2 separate regions of the Homo sapiens genome follow, and region 2 is linked to region 1. Evidence: chromatin loops called from intact Hi-C (ENCODE). Cell type or tissue: PC-9. All regions are shown on one strand. Links, peaks and the distances in the headings refer to the core of each region. The heading gives the core; the rest is flanking DNA.

Region 1 (2,824 bases), core at 268-2,767:
GTGTATTAGTTCCCATATACACTTCACCCAGATGGACCTAAACTTACTATTTTATGGTACCATGGTAGATTTGTCAAAACTACACACTTTGAATTCCACCTGTTTTTCCACTAATATCCTTTTTTTCTGTTCCAAGATCTAATTTATGATAATACTTTGCATTTAGTCATCATGTCTCCCTAGTCTCGTCTGGTCTATAACAGTTTCTCAATATTTCCTTATTTTTCAGACACTTGAGATTTTTGCAAAGATCAGGTATTTTACAGAATATTCTTCAATCTGAGTTAGTCTAATATTGTCTCAAGATTAGGCTGGTGGTATGGATTTGGGGAAAGAATCTCACAGAAGTGAAATGTACCTTTCTCATCACATCAAATCAGAGAATATATCATATCAACACAACTTAGTGATGCTAATCTTGATAACTTCGTTAAGGTGATATATGCTAAGTTCCTCCTTCTAACAAAACACAAATACTAGTAAATTAATGTACATTCAGATGTTATAAGTTAAAACATTTAAAATGTGAATGCTACTTTTTTTTTTTAACAATTCCCCCATGTTAACCATTTTCCTTTGATTTCCCCAATCAACTGAGTTGCATAAAAGGGCAATTACAGTTCAGAAGAGGGTACACAATTTATAACTGCAGAGGACAAAGCTAGAAACAAGAAAGGCTGATTTTAGTTTAACATAAGGAAGAACTTTTCCTTTGAAATTAGTATATGCTGCACCATTGGTATCATCAAAGTGCTGAGCCTGTTAAGCATACTGAGAAGTGATTCTTTCAACGTACATTTCCTATAAGTCTACTATGAATAAGGCATTCTACTGGCACAAAATATGAACACATACAGTCCGTCTCTCTTAAGGTACTCATGTTCTAGTAAGAAATATAGACCTACAAACAAATAACAAAAGCACATGTTATAAATGCTGGTAACAGAGTAACGGTTCTAAATTCTTGCAGTTGGCGGGGGGGGTGGGCGGTGGCACCGGGGGAGCAGTACAGATCCCTTTGAATATTTAAGAAAAGTGTTAGCCTCTTTCCTCAAATGTACATTTCTACAAGCACACAAAATCTGCATATTACTTTAGGGGATTCATGGATCCCCAAGACCAATCCATGAATTCAAGGCAATAAACACAAACTGCTACAAGAATAGATTGTACACAGACTTCAGAGAAGAGGTAACATCTGAGCTGGCCTTTGAAAGATAAATAGTAGTTCTCCAGGCAGTGAAAGGAATTAAGGGCATCATGGAAGAGACAATATGAAGGTAGATGCCATATATGTTTACCTTGCCACTGTATTTCTACTGTCTTACATTGCTCCTAACGTATATCATGAGCTCTTAAATATTTGTTGAAGAAATGAACTAGCGTATTTTGATAACTATAATGTGTGAAGCCCCTGGTTGCGTCTGTTGCACACTGGAATTAAGGGGTTAAAAACCTTTTCCCTTGCTGCTTGAGAATCTGATCTTTGGTTTAGCCACCTAGCTCTGTTACCCTGGAAACCAGGTAAGAGCTTAGGCATCCACAATATTGCTAGGCAACACTGCTTACGGTAAAAATGATCCTTGGTTGGTAAACTGCATCTGAACCAGGAAGAAATATGAATGAGCTGTAAATGTCTGATAGGACACTTTGGCCTTCCCTGAATGCAGTTTCTTCTTGGGAACCCTACAAACTATATCAAGAATTGTTACAAGAGATACTGGCTGCTTAAGGCAGGAGGCTTCTTCTGAGCCAGGGCAGCTCCCGTACCTCCCTGATGTGGAGCTTAGGCTTTGTACCTGGAACTACGTCGTGTGGGGAGACAACAGTCCCCAGAAAGGTATGTGAGCTGTCATTTGTGCAAACATGCAGAGCCCCTGCTGAGAGGAATTCTTGATGCTGCCCTGCTGGCAAGCTGGCAAGGAATGTGGCCTGTGGTAGCCTTGTGAGTCCACATGTTTAGTTAACTTAAAAAGACCCTTGGTGGCCACTAAACACACCTTATTTCATTTAATGCTCGCAACAACTTTGAGAGACAGGAAATACCATTTTCCTGTACAGAGGAGGAAAGTGAGGCTCAGAAATGTTCAATAATCTGCATTAAGCCGGGCTCGGTGGCTCATGCCTGTAATCCCAGCACTTTGGGAGGCCCAGGCGGGCGGATTACGAGGTCAGGAGATCAAGACCATCCTGGCTAACACGGTGAAACCCCGTCTCTACTAAAAATACAAAAAATTAGCCGGGAGTGCTGGCGGGCACCTGTAGTCCCAGCTACTCCGGAGGCTGAGGCAGGAGAATGGCCTGAACCCGGGAGGCGGAGCTTGCAGTGAGCCGAGATCGCGCCACTGCACTCCAGCCTGGGCAACAGGGAGACTCCAGCTCAAAAAAAAAAAAAAAAAAAAAAAAAATCTGCATTAAGTTCACAGAATCAGAAGTGATCAGTAACGGCAGGTCCTTAGAATATATTCCTTCCCTGGCAATGCAGAACAGCCATAGAGGAGGAGACTTGGGCAGGTAGGATGGTGGCAAACTGTGTGGGGTGTTCCAGGCCACGCTAAGGGGTAGGGACTTGGTACCTCAGGTGGGTAGGAAGCATTACAGAATTTTAAACAGAATAACAGGTCAGATTTGAATTTTACCAAGAAGAACCAGCAGAAGAAGAGGGCAAATAAATTGCCTGTTTAGAGTGGGAGGGAGTTAGGCCTAAATAGGTTCCTGGACTTTCTCCATCATTAAGATCTTTTGTCTCCTGACATACTGCATGTAGTGCCAATAAACAAACCCTCAATACAGTGCAAAAGACAACAATGTCAAAACCCCCTAC
Region 2 (2,824 bases), core at 242-2,741, 650 kb before region 1:
TGATTCTATAAACAGGGCATTAAACACGTTGATTTGGAAAGCACTGAGTTTTCCTTCGCAGTTGTTTTTTATACTAATAATAGTAGAAAATTTTCCATATACCTTAAGTGCTTTCAAATTTATTTCTAGAATACTGACAGAAAAAAAAAAACACCTTACTTTTAAGTGATGGAGAGGTCTTTCAAAATATCATGCCACAGGGAAATAATATTTTTTCTTGGCACTTAATTCCAAGTAAATGCTTAGCTTAGCTTATGATACACATGTGGTGTTTCTCGAGGACTTTAACACTGTCGTTGTTGTCATGCATTTTCTCACACAGACATTGCACTCTATATTTTGTATAAAATTCTATTCTTAGCCATATATAAATTGCTACTTTGCTATTCACAATTTTGTTATATACAATTACTCAATTTTGGTTTCACCAAAATACATATTATTTGCCATTTTGTTGAAATATGCCCTGCAAGACAAAATATGCTTGCAGTTAGTAAGTATCTGACAGATTAAAACAATTTAAAAAAATCAATATGGTGGCCTAATTCCCTGGTCTGTTATTTAAATATCTTTTCACCTGATTAACCATTCTACATCTGCAGACCTATGGGAAGAATTCCTAATTTTATTCCATCTTCATTTACAGTAGGGACATAAATGTCTGTTGATCTTATCAAATTATTTTTAAGAATTTAGGGATTTTGTCAGAATCATTAATTCAGCCAACCTGGTTAGTCCATTTATACCATAGCCTCAGGTTTCCTATATCCACATATGCCATTCAGAATTACTAAGGCATGGAAAGCGTCTCACAAAAGAAAAACTTTTACATTATTTAAACAGTGTCGTATCCACAAAATAAACGATATGCTGTTCTTGGTTCACCAAGCAAGCACTTTGCCATCTCTGGGTCCCCAGTGAACAGCTACTCATTAAACCCAGATACATTTGGACATCAGACCCCCTCTCTAACAAGGAAAGGGGTCACCACAGGGAGGAATGCAGGCCTGCCAGTCAGAGTCATCTCCCACCAGAAACCTGCTTTAATGAGCATTTTCTTGCTTCTCAGGGCAATCCTCATGCTCTCACTGTGCTCTCAGCAAGAACACCTGGGATTCTTCAGCCTTGCCATGTGTGGAGAACAGCCCAAAAATAGGCCTGCTAAGACTTCCAAGATGGATTGCTAGACTTTGTGAGTCACCTCTGAAACCAAAAGCTCTGTGCTTTGTGATTTTTGTTTGCATCATTAGGATGAGGAATTTCAGCAAACCTAACCACAATTACCTGTGACTAATCTTAGCAGATATAAAAGCAAGTGTTTCCTCTTTCAAACCCACATAAATATACAAAAGGCAAATAAAACCTTGAATTGGATAACCCATTCCCAGCTATTCTTCAATAAAATATTCATAAAACAAAAACTTTGCAGTATAAATATGGTATTCTACTAAAAATGCAAAATATATTTCCCAACTTGGTGCAGCTTTGTAAATATACATTAACATTCAGTGAGAGTAAAGAATAATTACATTTCATGCATTAAACAGATTTCACTTTGTGTCTTCATAACAGAGAGATAGGTCATCTCCGGAAGGATTCATGGGTAGGCTGGGATTCTCATGAGACTAAAGCATAAACCAAACTGGACTTTGCAGAATACATAGAATGAGATTTATCATGCAAGAGCTATGCTTTGCCAGAGTGAACTCCTGTGCCCATATTCTGTGTCCTGTCCCATGTTTTATGATTAAAGAGACATATCAATGTTAGAAGGCTGTGTGTTGCTTGTATGCACTCATAACAAGGTAAGAGCCAGAACCTGGAAATAATCTGGAAACAGAAAAAGGATGATCTAATACAATGTCCTGATAAATATGGATTCATTGATTGAGTTAGAAAGGAAGAGCACAGAAAGGAAAGACCTGGAAATGGTGGCATTGGTACCATAGAGTATCTATTCCAGAGTCAAAGGAAACAAAAAAAAGAAAACATGCCTGAATAAGCTATCACCTCTCAGTTACTTATGGCATAGGGAGAAAGGGAGAATATGGTTAAAGAAAATGCAGATAAAAATTGAAACGCTAATTTCACCTGGTAGTTTCAATTTGCCTTAACCATCTAAGTACATTTTTCAAAGCTTAAAGTGATTTTGTCAGGTTCATGGAATTGCAATCTTTAATGACTCACATTCATGTCTAGATGATAAATGATGACCTACATTTCCAACACCCCATTAGCCAATGTTCTTAAATCACTTGAGCAATATTAGCCCTCACAAACTTTAAGAATACCAAGTATTATTACCCTCCTTAGTTTGTAGAGGAGAGAAAAATGGAGATTTATATAAATAAGGGAAATCAGTTGTCCAAGAATAACTGTGTATATTAGGGCTAACTTAAAATATATATCCCCTGATTCTGCTCAGTTATGTGATCTTATACCCATTTTACTTTCTACCCCAAAGTTACTGGTTCCTGAACTAGGAAGTGCTGTAATTTTAGAAGCTTCTAAAGGAATGCAAATTCTTTTTGGCCAAATGTGACTCACAATACAAACACAGGAACAATTGTTTACTTCTGTAAATTCTAAGATGGTGCAGGTTTGGTCAGAAATGTAATTACCTTAGGGCCAGACTAGAATAACAGTTAAATAAAAACTGGAAGAGAAGATGTTTTTATAGAAATTAAGTTATGGGAGAGTAAGATACATATCCAGAAAGCAGGTTTCTGCCTTTCAGAGGAGAATATTTTCTTAAAGTTTGTGAAAGGGTGCAAGGGGCAAGGGTTGGATTGGTTCTCAGACCACTGAGGGGATTGGCAGGAGA

The links. A loop is a pair of places that touch in the nucleus more often than their neighbours do. Peaks named below come from ENCODE experiments on the same cell type or tissue, not always from the same donor. Only the 100,000 strongest peaks of a DNase experiment are listed, where the experiment ranks them.
Region 2: it touches region 1 in a loop (5-fold over the local background); 2 of 110 quality-filtered maps call a loop at or near these places.

Annotation. Positions count from the first base shown.
Region 1 is chr6:83,045,698-83,048,521 of GRCh38, forward strand. The region is part of intron 3 of UBE3D (ubiquitin protein ligase E3D); the gene reads right to left. Among named protein-coding and RNA genes, the nearest start is that of UBE3D, 19 kb to the right of the region's middle. In PC-9, for the core only: no CTCF peak of the experiment used is centred there; DNase peaks (open chromatin) are centred at 1,564 and 1,864.
Region 2 is chr6:82,395,940-82,398,763 of GRCh38, forward strand. No RefSeq gene overlaps it. Among named protein-coding and RNA genes, the nearest start is that of TPBG, 34 kb to the left of the region's middle. In PC-9, for the core only: no CTCF peak of the experiment used is centred there; DNase peaks (open chromatin) are centred at 1,232, 2,212 and 2,532; H3K4me3 peaks cover 975 bases; H3K27ac peaks cover 2,500 bases.